4 separate regions of the Homo sapiens genome follow, and regions 1, 3 and 4 are each linked to region 2. Evidence: chromatin contacts called from ENCODE Hi-C or POLR2A ChIA-PET data. All regions are on one chromosome and are shown on one strand. Each heading gives the region's core, a stretch centred on a gene start or an enhancer-like site at or near the end of the contact. The rest is flanking DNA. Distances are from core to core; before and after follow the strand shown.

The links. Hi-C counts contacts between places; a loop is a spot of excess contacts on that map. ChIA-PET counts read pairs that join two places held with the same protein, here RNA polymerase II (POLR2A). Pooled maps may share reads with other maps.
Region 1: a loop to region 2 is called in a map of CD8-positive, alpha-beta T cell, with 15 times the contacts of the local background. The contact joins two enhancer-like sites. A Hi-C loop is called at or near these places in 7 of 168 maps with a recorded cell type or tissue (CD4-positive, alpha-beta T cell, CD8-positive, alpha-beta T cell, GM12878 and 2 more), 36 of 37 single-sample maps with no recorded cell type and 18 of 50 pooled maps. POLR2A ChIA-PET finds 5 or more read pairs at or near these places in 14 of 52 experiments (B cell, CD4-positive, alpha-beta T cell, CD4-positive, alpha-beta memory T cell and 10 more).
Region 3: a map with no recorded cell type shows a loop between it and region 2 (6-fold over the local background). The contact joins two enhancer-like sites. A Hi-C loop is called at or near these places in 4 of 168 maps with a recorded cell type or tissue (CD4-positive, alpha-beta memory T cell, GM12878, PC-9 and 1 more), 30 of 37 single-sample maps with no recorded cell type and 18 of 50 pooled maps. POLR2A ChIA-PET finds 5 or more read pairs at or near these places in 9 of 52 experiments (CD4-positive, alpha-beta T cell, PC-9, activated B cell and 4 more).
Region 4: a map of GM12878 shows a loop between it and region 2 (6-fold over the local background). The contact joins the promoter of LINC02971 here to the enhancer-like site in region 2. A Hi-C loop is called at or near these places in 12 of 168 maps with a recorded cell type or tissue (B cell, CD4-positive, alpha-beta memory T cell, CD8-positive, alpha-beta T cell and 8 more), 33 of 37 single-sample maps with no recorded cell type and 20 of 50 pooled maps. POLR2A ChIA-PET finds 5 or more read pairs at or near these places in 17 of 52 experiments (BJ, CD4-positive, alpha-beta T cell, CD4-positive, alpha-beta memory T cell and 12 more).

What each region holds. Positions count from the first base shown.
Region 1 is chr1:235,009,872-235,012,571 of GRCh38, reverse strand. No RefSeq gene overlaps it. Among named protein-coding and RNA genes, the nearest start is that of LINC03108, 30 kb to the right of the region's middle. RefSeq lists enhancers at 189-258, 1-425, 376-670, 269-858. Within about 2 kb of position 1,316, at least 26 of the 41 ENCODE cell types and tissues checked have a DNase peak (open chromatin) inside an H3K27ac peak, as active enhancers do; they include B cell, CD4-positive, alpha-beta T cell, CD8-positive, alpha-beta T cell and 2 more, where a contact is called at or near this core.
Region 2 is chr1:234,771,416-234,774,234 of GRCh38, reverse strand. It overlaps LOC107985364 (a long non-coding RNA gene), which reads right to left. Exons shown (of 3, transcript XR_001738532.2): 2 at 107-266. Among named protein-coding and RNA genes, the nearest start is that of LINC02961, 13 kb to the right of the region's middle. RefSeq lists enhancers at 1,294-1,343, 1,364-1,533, 1,554-1,603, 1,624-1,843, 1,579-1,873 and 1 more. Within about 2 kb of position 1,379, at least 31 of the 41 ENCODE cell types and tissues checked have a DNase peak (open chromatin) inside an H3K27ac peak, as active enhancers do; they include B cell, CD4-positive, alpha-beta T cell, CD8-positive, alpha-beta T cell and 5 more, where a contact is called at or near this core.
Region 3 is chr1:234,932,248-234,934,947 of GRCh38, reverse strand. No RefSeq gene overlaps it. Among named protein-coding and RNA genes, the nearest start is that of LINC02971, 24 kb to the left of the region's middle. RefSeq lists an enhancer at 2,248-2,700. Within about 2 kb of position 1,332, at least 20 of the 41 ENCODE cell types and tissues checked have a DNase peak (open chromatin) inside an H3K27ac peak, as active enhancers do; they include GM12878 and PC-9, where a contact is called at or near this core.
Region 4 is chr1:234,955,749-234,958,448 of GRCh38, reverse strand. LINC02971 (long intergenic non-protein coding RNA 2971) reads right to left here and starts at 1,250. Exons shown (of 2, transcript NR_186179.1): 1 at 1,089-1,250. It overlaps LNCATV (lncRNA negative regulator of antiviral signaling), which reads left to right. Exons shown (of 4, transcript NR_125945.1): 3 at 371-770; 4 at 928-1,107.

The DNA of each region.
Region 1 (2,700 bases), core at 67-2,566, 240 kb before region 2:
CATTCCGTTTTAGTTGTCTGGCTTTGCCCGGGGCAGAGGCTGCTGACTGGTGAAAGCACCCTCTGAAAGCAAGTTTTTTGTTTTCTACTGTCCTCTGACCTTGGGACGGGCTATGATAGTCCTCAAAACCCTCACAAGCATGGTTTCCATGAGAGCCTTGCAACATTCCCTTGAGCCGGGCAGGGCAGGCAGCCATGTGGACATTTTAGAGATGAGGAAAGTGGGGCTGTGGCCAGACTCTTTGCGGCCAGACTCTTTCTGGCCAGGTTGTTCCACCTGGCTCTCCGGCTCGAGTCTGTCCAGCTTTCAGTCCTGCTGGTCTGTCTGCATAGGGGCTGCTTCTAGAAGACCAGGCGAGAGGATGTGGGTATGAGGGAGGAGCTGAGGCGCACAGGAAGAGCAGATGGCCTGTCTCTCTCCAGTATCTGCTAGTCACTACCTGGAAACCAGCAATGATGATGTAACCACAAGCATTATTCAGTGATGGCCGCCTTCCTTGTGTGGGTGGGACCGCAACACCGCCTGGGCTGGGGAATCCCATTGGTGACAACACAGCATCCTTTTGAGCTGACGCGGCAACAGATGCCCCAGACCAGCTCTGCGTCTGACAGCATCTCTGTGAAGCGTGTGCAGGGGACAGCAGACATCAGAGCTCTCCTGTAAATCACCTCCGCAAAGGCTCTTTGTGGTCGATTCACTGATGACTCATTTATAATCTGGTTTCAACATTGTGAGTCAAAATGCACCACTTTCATTAAAAATAACATTCACTGGGGTCTAACGGCTTTCTTTTTTCTGTTTTTTACTGTACTGTGTGGTTTCTGGATGGGAAGCTGTCAGATGGCAGGCGAGGTGTTCCGAGGGACTTGAGCATAATCGTGCAACGACTCAGGTGTGGATTGAACAAATAGTCCCGAATACCTGCTGTGGGTCCTGCAGACTTCTGGGCCATGGAAGTGTGTGGGTAGTCGGCGTGGGTGTGTGTGGGGGTGTGTGCAAGTATCAGGATCACCTGGGATGCTTGTTAAAAATACAGATTCCTGGGCTTCACCCCATATCTCTGAGGGTGGGGCCTTGTCAAATTCCTCAGGAGCTTTTTAGGTACAATAGAGTCAAGAGCCTTGACTCTGGGTGAGAGAGAATGGGAACTCCCTTCAAGCAGACCCTCCCTACAAACGGAGCAACCAGAGGAGAGGCAGGTCGACTGCAAGGCTGAGAGGGGTGGATGGGGGAGGTGAGAGAGGAAAAGGCAGGGGCGGGGGAACACCCGAGGTGGAGCGGGCCAACAGAGTCCCCATGGGAGAGTTGACTAAAAGCCCCGGCTTGATGCAAGGAACCCACAGTCTTTCTGGTTTGGGGACCAAATCTTGGGCATCCCCTACTTCCTTGGTTAAAAAAATTAAACATACAGAAACGGTTTAGTGGGCATTCTGCAGGGTAAAAAGCCCCTGCTGCATGGCCATGTTTTTATATTTTATGTTCTTTAGCAATGTTAGAAACTTCACTGGGAAAAGCACTTTAAAAAGATATAGTTGAGGGGAATGGGACGTGGGGAGTTATTGTTGAATGGGTGCAGAGTTTCAATTTTACAAGATGAAAGTGCCTGGAGATGGTTAGCGGCGATGGCTGTATAGCAGTGGGAATGCATGTCACACCACTGAACAACGTGCTTAAAAATGGTTACGATGGAGGCCAGGCACGGTGGCTGACACGTGTAATCCCAGCACTTTGGGTGGCGGAGGCGGGCTGATCACTTGAGGTCAGGAGTTTTGAGACCAGTCTGGCTAACATGGTGAAACCCTGTCTCTACTAAAAATACAAAAATTAGCCAGGCATGGTGGCGGGCACCTGTAATCCCAGCTACTCGGGAGGCTGAGGCAGGAGAATCACTTGAAACCCAGAGACGGAGTTTGCAGTGAGCTGAGATCGCACCACTGAACTCCAGCCTGGGTGACAGAGTGAGACGCTGTCTCAAAAAAAAAAGGTTAAGATGGTAAATTTTCTGTTATGTGTATTTTACTTACTACAATTTTTAAAAAATTGGAAAAAGAAAGATATGGTTGAGTCTGACTTGGATGAAAGTCTACAGGCCTCCTGCTGATGGTCTCAGCGGCTCCTGGGAAACTACCGTTTGTTTCAGCCATCTGTAACTTGATTTGTTGTTCAGAAGTTTGCCAAGACTTCTCCATGCAAAGCCAGGTGTAAGTTTAACCTGAGCCACGTGGGTCCCCCCACCTTTCCGCCTCCGATGGATCTTCTCTCCAAGGGCTCCGGTGCTCAGGCCCTCATAGCATGGGAAATCAGAAGGGATGTTTGGGTGGGAGGCTTGGCATGGAGGGTGGACATTTTGCTACAGATGGCCTTGCCCTCACGGAAGGCCATTGTTATTCCGCGTCTGCCCCCTGGCCGGGTCCAGCCACCTGAGCCTTCCTGAGCTCCCAGCTCTCAGTTGCAGCCAGCGCCCAACGCCTTCCTGCGGCACCTCCACAGACCTCGCCTCTTTGCCCTGACTCCTCTCATTCTCTGTTTTCCAGACTATCCCCAAGCCCTGCCTGTGGCTGCCTCCTCCCTCCATAGCATCCCTGCTCTGCCATGGCTCCCCTATTTGGGACAAGACCTTTGTGTGGGCCTCAAGATGTAGGCAGGTCTCTGCTCAGTGGCCCAGCTTTTGGTCGACACCTGCAAATGTGTCTAAAACTC
Region 2 (2,819 bases), core at 130-2,629:
CTGTTTGTTTGGCCTTTGGAGATTGAGAATGAGAAGTAACAGGACTCATTACCCACAGCTAGTCACAAGAGGAGACAGAGGGAGAGTGAATGCAAAAGAAAGGTACCAGAGAGGCCACCTTGCTGGCTGTCAAGGTGGAGTAAAGAGGCCACAAGCCAAGGGGTGTAGGCGGCCTGGTCTCTTCTGCAGCTGCTTTTTAAAACTCTAGGACTTTCTTCCACCAACAAATTCTTTAGGTTTTATCAGAGTTAGGAGGCAGTTAGCATCTGCAACAATAGAAAGAATATGTATTATTTGGAATGCTTGTGTGGCTTATACAGCTCCCAACCAGTTCGGGAGTCTTAACACATTGTGCTAAAAGATGCTGAAGGCTGGGTTTCCACTTCCCAAACAATTTCATTCTCTAAGAAAACTGCCGATAAAGATAAAAAACATTACAGCCAAATGGAGTCTTGCCTGAATCCCAGGCCCTGCCACATCGACCGCTGGTTCTATCAGTGGCCAGTGTTCTGGAAACGCTTCCCCGACATCAAGGAAGCCGGATCCTCCCCACACAGTGATGGGTTCTAGGCCATTTTTGCTGCCTCGGTCTGGGAGCTCACCATCCTCAGAAGCTCCCAGCACCTGGAGATGTCTCGCATCCTGGCTGAGCCTGCTCCCTTTAGCAAACAAGGTCAGGATTTGTAACTGCTTTTGTGGCAACATCTGGCTTATTTCCCTCAAGTCCCCCTGCCACTTTTTTTTTTTTTTTTTGAGACAAGAGTCTTGCTCTGTCGCCCAGGCTGAAGTGCGGTGGCGCGATCTCCGCTCACTGCAAGCTCCGCCTCCCGGGCTCACGCCATTCTCCTGCCTCAGCCTCCCGAGTAGCTGGGACTACAGGCGCCCGCCACCACGCCCGGCTAATTTTTTTGTATTTTTAGTAGAGACGGGGTTTCACCGTGTTTGCCAGGATGGTCTTGATCTCCTGACCTCGTGATCCGCCCGCCTCGGCCTCCCAAAGTGCTGGGATTACAGGCGTGAGCCACAGCGCCCGGCTTCCCCCGCCCCCGCCACTCTTTATATATATATATATATCTTTCATCTATAGTCATTTCATTTCAGTTCAATTCATTCTCTCACTCTCTCTCTTTTTTTTTCTACTTGTTTGTTTGGCCTTTGGAGATGGGGAACAAGGAGTAAGAGGACTCATTACCCACAGCTAGTGACTTGGGTTAGAAGTGAAAGCACTTCTGCTGGGCCCTGACTTATTTATTTATTTTTGGCCACAGAGCCACAAGGCTCGGTCCCCAGTGAGCCGCCCGAGGACATCTTGTGGCACCATCTGTTCGCCCCCACCCACCCTCACCAACTGCCAGGCTCCGATTGTTGTTGGTGGTGGTGGTGTGTTTTTTTTTTTGTTTTTTTTTTTTAAGTTTTTGTTGATTTTATAAATTCTGTAGCTCTGTGTTTTTTAGACTCGGCTTGCTCGTGTCAACGCAAAACCAGGACAAGCAGAATAAACAAAGAGATGCTGGCAGAAGGCTGGGTGTGTCGCCTCAGGTCTACAGATGTGCTGGGGCCACACTGAGGAAGGCCCTCGTGTGCATGCAGGGCGCTGGCCGGAGCGCCTTAGGACGCATCTGAAAACTTCTCATTGCCTCAGGGTTTAAAATAGCCACACTTCCTGCTCCTCGGAGAGGGTATGCACAGAATGTGGGTGACTCACCGTCGGTGGTTTTCGATGTGTCTGTCATAAGGAGGTATCATCAAAAGCCCGGCCTGTTTCAGATGTTATTTTTTTCCACCCTCAGCCATGCGGTGCTGGGAGAGCAGAATGCCTAAACCCAGTGTTTGTTTTGAGCGCAGAAAGTGAAGACCAAATCAATTGTGCCGCAGCAAGTAAAAACTGAATGCGTGAGGGGGAAAAAACCTGCAAACAGTGTGAAGACTGAGTTTCAAGGTTCTTGTTTTCAAAAAGTTTAATTATATTTCAACTAAAGCCAAACTGTCAAAACATGGGAGAGTGATCTGCCTGCTTTGAAAATGCATTAGCCTTCTTATGTAAAAGCCAATAATTGATATCCAAGAGGAAACCAGAGCTGTGGGGGTCGGAGGAAGAAGGAAGACAGCCTCTTAGAACTGCTCAAACGACACTTCCCTATCAACTACGTGCAAAGCTTTAGATCCAGGTTTGTGAAGTGGGAAATTGGAGAGGGGAACAAAGGCAAAGCTAAAACCCTCTGTGAATGGCGAAGGTTTACAATATCAGGCCTGGTTTACGAGACATGTGGGGCCAGGGCACTGTGAATTAGAATTTACATAAGCGAGAACCTGGAAGAGATCCTCAAAATTCTCAACAACAGCTTTGTAAATAACAGCAGGCTGTGCCTTCTTCCCCCTGAGAAATGCTGGGGTGTGTCTGGGCTGCCCCCAGGGCCGGGCTAATGCCTGGGCCCTCTCTTTGCTTCCAGCCCAGCTGGTTTTCAGGTTATCTGGTTGTTGTTTTTTTTTTTTTCCAGACTCCACTCAGCCACTTCCTCCAAAAATGGACCGTCGGTGGTTAAGTCTTTGCCCTCTTCATCTCAGTTCCCATTCCTGCCTCTCCTTCAGTAATCTCCTAGAACTTTCTAGTTTCTAGCACAGAGATTCTTAATCGTGTTCTTTTGATGGCTGAGAAGTATGTGTATTCTTAAACCACTCTCAGATTAAATTAAGCTTGCACTACATAAAAAATATTGATGGAAGCCATATAACACATATTTGGGATAGAGCTAGAGCAGGCATCGAACAGATCATACCAGTTGGAATACGGTATCAAAGAGCTGGGAATTCCCGGCCTA
Region 3 (2,700 bases), core at 83-2,582, 160 kb before region 2:
TCAAGCAATCCCCCAACTTCAGCCTTTCAAAGTGCTGAGATTACAGGCATAAGGCATGGTGCGCGGCTCATTTTATGCTTGTTGTGAAGTTCCTGTATTTCATCATCAGGGTTCTTATGCTTCTTGTCTTCAGCCAGTGCTCCACCGTGGAAGTAAAATAAGCAATATATGACAAAGACTAACTTAATGAAAGACTGTATATGGTCAAATCCACTGACGGTCACAGGGAGTGAGTGGTTGAGTCACAAGTACGCTCACTCGTTTCTGCAAACAGTCACACAACCAGGACATTCTTAAACAGTTCTGTTTCAGAGGCGGATGATTTAAATAATCAATTTATTTGAGTTAAAAAACAGAAATAGGGCTGGGCACGGCGGCTCATGCCTGAGATCCCAGCACTTTGGGAGACTGGGGTAGGAGGATTGCTTGAGCCCAGGAGTTCAAGACCAGCCTGGACAACATAGTGAGAGTCCAGCTTTACAAAAAATAAAAATAAAAAAATTGGCCAGGTGAGGTGGCTCATGCCTGTAATCTCAGCACTTTGGGAGGCCGAGGTGGGTGGATCACGAGGTCAGGAGATCGAGACCATCCTGGCTAACACGGTGAAACCCCATCTCTACTAAAAATACAAAAAATTAGCCAGGCGTGGTGGCAGGCACCTGTAGTCCCAGCTACTCAGGAGGCTGAGGCAGGAGAATCGCTTGAACCCGGGAGGCTGAGGTCGCAGTGAGCCGAGATCATGCCACTGCACTCCAGCCTGGGCAACAGAGAGAGATTCCATCTCAAAAATAAAAATAAAAAAATAAAAAAAATTAACTAGGTGTGCTGGCCCATGCCTGTAGTCCTAGCTACTAAGGAAACTGAGGTAGAAGGATTGCTTGAGAGCCTGGGAGGTTGAGACTGCAGTGAGCTGTGATCACATCACTGCACTCCAGCCTTCTTTAAAAAAAAAAAAGAAAAAAGAAAAGGAAATGGACACAAAATACCCTTAGTTTTTTTTAGTGATTCAAACCCCTGGGTCACTTTGTTGTTGTTGTTGTTGTTAGAGATGGGGTCTCAGTATGTTGCTCAGGCTGGAGTGAAGTGGTCATTCACAGGTGTGATCATGGTACACTGTGGCCTCCAATTCCCATCCCAGCCTCCTGAGTAGCTGAGCCTACAGTGTGTACCACCACACTTGGTTTCTGGATCGCTTTTGAGAGATTTTGGAGTGTCACTGGCTGAAGGACCTTTGTCTGGCTTGGCAGAGCCTGGCCCTTGGGTGCTGGCCATGGTCTCTGGTTATGTGGGGCAAGCCTGACTCATTCTTCCTCTTTGAGGCTCCTTTGCATAGATTCCTTGCACACATCACTTTTTCATTTTCTATAGCTCAAAACAGATTTCAGTTTCCAAGACTGTAACTCAGCGTATGTGCATTTACATTTAGTTTGGGATATGCTAATGTGGTCAGCAGCACATTTCTAGAAAATTGCTCCCAGTGGCTGCTACTGCAAAGTTAAAGTTCTGATTTAATGTTGACCCTCATTGACCGTGGGCGGGGAGGCTGACATTTTCATCCTCATCCCCAGGATCTTGGAGGAGTGTCCCCTGTGGGTATGGTAGCCTCTGGGGCCCTGAGCTGTGGACAGCGGATGAGAGGTGGAGTGAGCCTGAAGGGCAGTTGTTGTCACACAGAGCCTGGAGAAAGCATTTGGGAGGAGCTTCAGCCCTGGCATCTCCTCTTATCAGAGTTCCTCTGGGCCAGTCAGTGCGCATGTCACTTTCTTGCCAGGTCAGTCAGGCCTGTGTAGACACATCCCCGGCCCCTTTCCTTTGGAGCTGTGGTGTAAGCCCAGAATCAGTTCCCATCCATGGCCAACAGGGTCTTCCTCAGGCACTGGCCCCAGCAGAAGGACATCCCTCTGATCCCCTGCTCTTGGAAAACATCGCAGAGGTGGATGTGCTTTGCCGGGTCAGCAGTGCCAATAATAGTGCTGAGCCATGAACCCAAGGGCGAGCAGGAAAGAAAAGAGGATGGAAGAAAGACAAAGAGGAAATAGTATGGAAAGAGAAAAGAAAACTGAGAGAGGGGAAATGTGTAGAAAGACGAAAGGAAAATCAACATGCCTCATGGGGATGAGTCCTGTGCTGGTGGCAGTGCCTCTCCCATTAGGCACTGTCACTCCCAGGCTGGACTCAATCTCTCTCTGTTTTGCACAATGAAGATTAGGCAGAATGTGAATGGCATAGCAAGTGAGAGCCTGCTGACGTGGCGTGCTCTGGGGGATCAATGCCCATGAAAGAGAAATGTGACTACATTAGAAGCTCTGCAGAGGCAGATATTCAGAGCTTGTTCATCCCCGTACCCCAATGCCCAGGAACAGTGCCTGACACGTCCTAAGCACATGATAAATATCTGTTGAATTAAATCGAATGTTAGGTGAATGCTGAAGAACGAAGTTGGATCTGCTATTGTCCTCGCATTCTCATGGATCTAAAGGTGAGTTCCTCTACTCCTCTAGGCTCCCATATTTAGAGACTACAGCTCCATGTCTACCCTTGACTTGGAGCGATTCTCCCCCAACGAGGAGGACACACCTGGGGCAGCACAGGAGGAGGTGGCTGCAGCCAGGTCGGTGGACTGGGCCCGACACAGGACAGACAGTTTCGTTCGTCTATGGTGCCGCTGGGGCTGTACCTTTTGGGTTGCTAGGAGTCAGG
Region 4 (2,700 bases), core at 1-2,500, 180 kb before region 2:
CTCCCAGCTTATTGTGATTCAGCAAGACCCTGGCGTGTCACTTACGGGAGGTGGCCTTGCTGGGCATAGTGCCGGCCAGCCAGAGACCCTCAGTGAACAGGGGGCGTTTCCAGAGGGCCTGGTGTTTTCTGCATGGCAAGACTCCTACAGAGAGGCTGACCTGGTTTTCAGAGAGCAGTTTGCGTTTCGGGTGGCCCTGGGGGCACATGTTCCCATTGGATTCCTGCACTGGAAGTAAGCTTGTGGGGCCGGGCTGCCAGCAGTGCCTGCCTTGTACCAGGGCTTTTTTGGTATGGAAAACTTTAGAGAGGCGTCACCACCACCTCTTTTTTGCTCAGCATTTGCTCATCTCTCCCCACCTGCTTTTCAGGGCTCAAGCCTGGAAGAAGCCTTAGGACGTGGGGGAAATGTCTAACGTGGAGTCCACCTGCTGAGCAGGACCGGGTGTGAAGGAAGAAGCTTTGTTCTGATTCCTCATGGCCCAGCCACCCCTCGCCTGAGCTGAGCCTGGCCACAGGGCCCGCCTGCAGGAAGGGCTGGCCCATGGCTTCACACTGGGCTCAGGCTGCGCTAAGAGCCCCGGGTGAGGACCTCCAAGCCCAGGAAGCCTCAGTTGGCCAAAGTGCTAGATGCGTGTGGTCTGCTTTCATCCCCGCTTCCCTCAGAGCTTGCATTTTCCAAATTCAAGAGAGGCTCCACCTTCAAGAAGACCGGCCTGTCCCTGTTATTTATGTGTCCCCCTACCATATCTCCCTTTGTTCTGCAGAGCGGTACGCATAAAAAGCTTTTGGGGAAGGGGAGAAGTGTGGCTCAGTGACTTGCACAGGAAATTGGAAATTGGATCCCCAGGTCTACCCCCACTCCTCTGACTCATGCTTAAACAAACCCAACACATGCCCTGACCTTTGCTCTCTCCCTCTATTGCAGGCCATACCTGCCAGCAGCCTGCTCTCCCGGCCATGCTGCGGTTCACAAAAGTCCAGCATTTGGCTAGCTTCCTGGGGGAATGAATCTTTCAGAGCCAAACTAATGCTATGCATGCAGCTTATGATTTTTTTTTTTTTGTCTTCAACAAAGTGAATACTTACTTTTTTTTTGCTCTTTAAATTGTCATCCATTATATTCATCAACACAGAGAGATGGAACATTTGGCAAAATTATTTTAAGTAGCACTCCAACCTGTGATCGTAATTTCAAATCAAGGAATTTGCTGAGCAGCTGTGGGGAAGAACAAAAGGCCTGAGAGTGATTTAGGGCCTGGGGGAGGGGAGGCGGTGGAGTTGAAGGCCCCAGCCGGTAGCAGAAACAGCTGGGGAGGTAGGTTGTGCACACCCCGTGGGGGAGCCGGCCTTCTCAGCCCTGCCATCCCATCCACACGTGCCTCATCAGAGAGTTTTCGTCTCCTGAACATACCACATGCAGCACTTTAAAATAGATAAACTAAGAGGATTCAGATTCAGTTTGATACCCTCGCTGAGAGCTTCGGCTCGGGAGTTGGACAGGCCTGGCCTTGAATCCTGGCTCTGCCTCTCACCAGCCTCAGTTGCATCATCTGTAAAATGGGGCTAATGTAGCAATCACTTCGCAGATATTACTATGAGGTTGAGTGTTTATTTGACCCAGTCACTGGCATAGAACAAGTGTTCAAAATACTATTATTATCACCAATATGCAGAAATGTTCAATGTATACACTCGGTTTTTGCAACCAATTTATTCAATGAACATCTATTGAGCACCTGTTATGTGTTAGGTGCAGGGCTGGGTGTTGTGTGGGTACAAACACATAAAGCATAGGAATTAATATGCTATTAGATAAACTAAAAAGACTTCTATTGACTTAAAAAGTAATAATGACTTCTAAGCATATTTAAGTAATTTACGAAAGAGCCTTTCTTTTTTTTATTTTTGAGATGGAGTCTTGCTCTGTCTCTCAGGCTGGAGTGTAATGGTGCTATCTCAGCTCACTGCAACCTCTGCCTCCCGGGTTCAAGCAATTCTTGTGCCTCAGCCTCCAGAGTAGCTGGGTTTATAGGCGCGTGCCACGACGCCCAGCTAATTTCTGTGTTTTTAGTAGAAACGGGGTTTCACCATGTTGCTCAGGCTATCTTGAACTCATGACCTCAGGTGATCCACCTGCCTCGGCCTCCCAAAGTGCTGGGATTACAGGTGTGAGCCATTGCACCCGGTCAAAAGAGGCTTTCTTAACAGATGGTCTATTAGAAGCAATTTGAAAAGAAAATATAGAGTTGAAAAAAATAAAAGGGAAGCTGCATTCTTTTTAATTGTTTTTGAACTTGTTGCTTTTCAACACAGCTATTATCTAAATTAACTTAATTTCTTAAAATAAGCCCTGCTTGATACCCGGGAACCTTCAATCAACTAATTTGCAGATAATCAGACCTATTTACAAATAGTCTGGTTTGTCTGAGTGACTTTCAGTGACACATGCATACTCAGAAAGGGTATCATTTGCCAGGGATTAGTCAGTTCTGCTGAATTACAGTCTTCAGAATGAGAAGTCATCTAGTTCAACCTTTCATCCTTTTAATAGAATTTCTGGTGGATAACAGCTGAGCTTCTCCTCCGACTCTGCTAGGAATGGAGAACTTACTACTTCAAAACGTAGATGCTGCCTGGGTTGAGCAGCTCTAAATGTTCAAGATGGAATCATTAATAGGAAACTAATTGAAAAGAATTT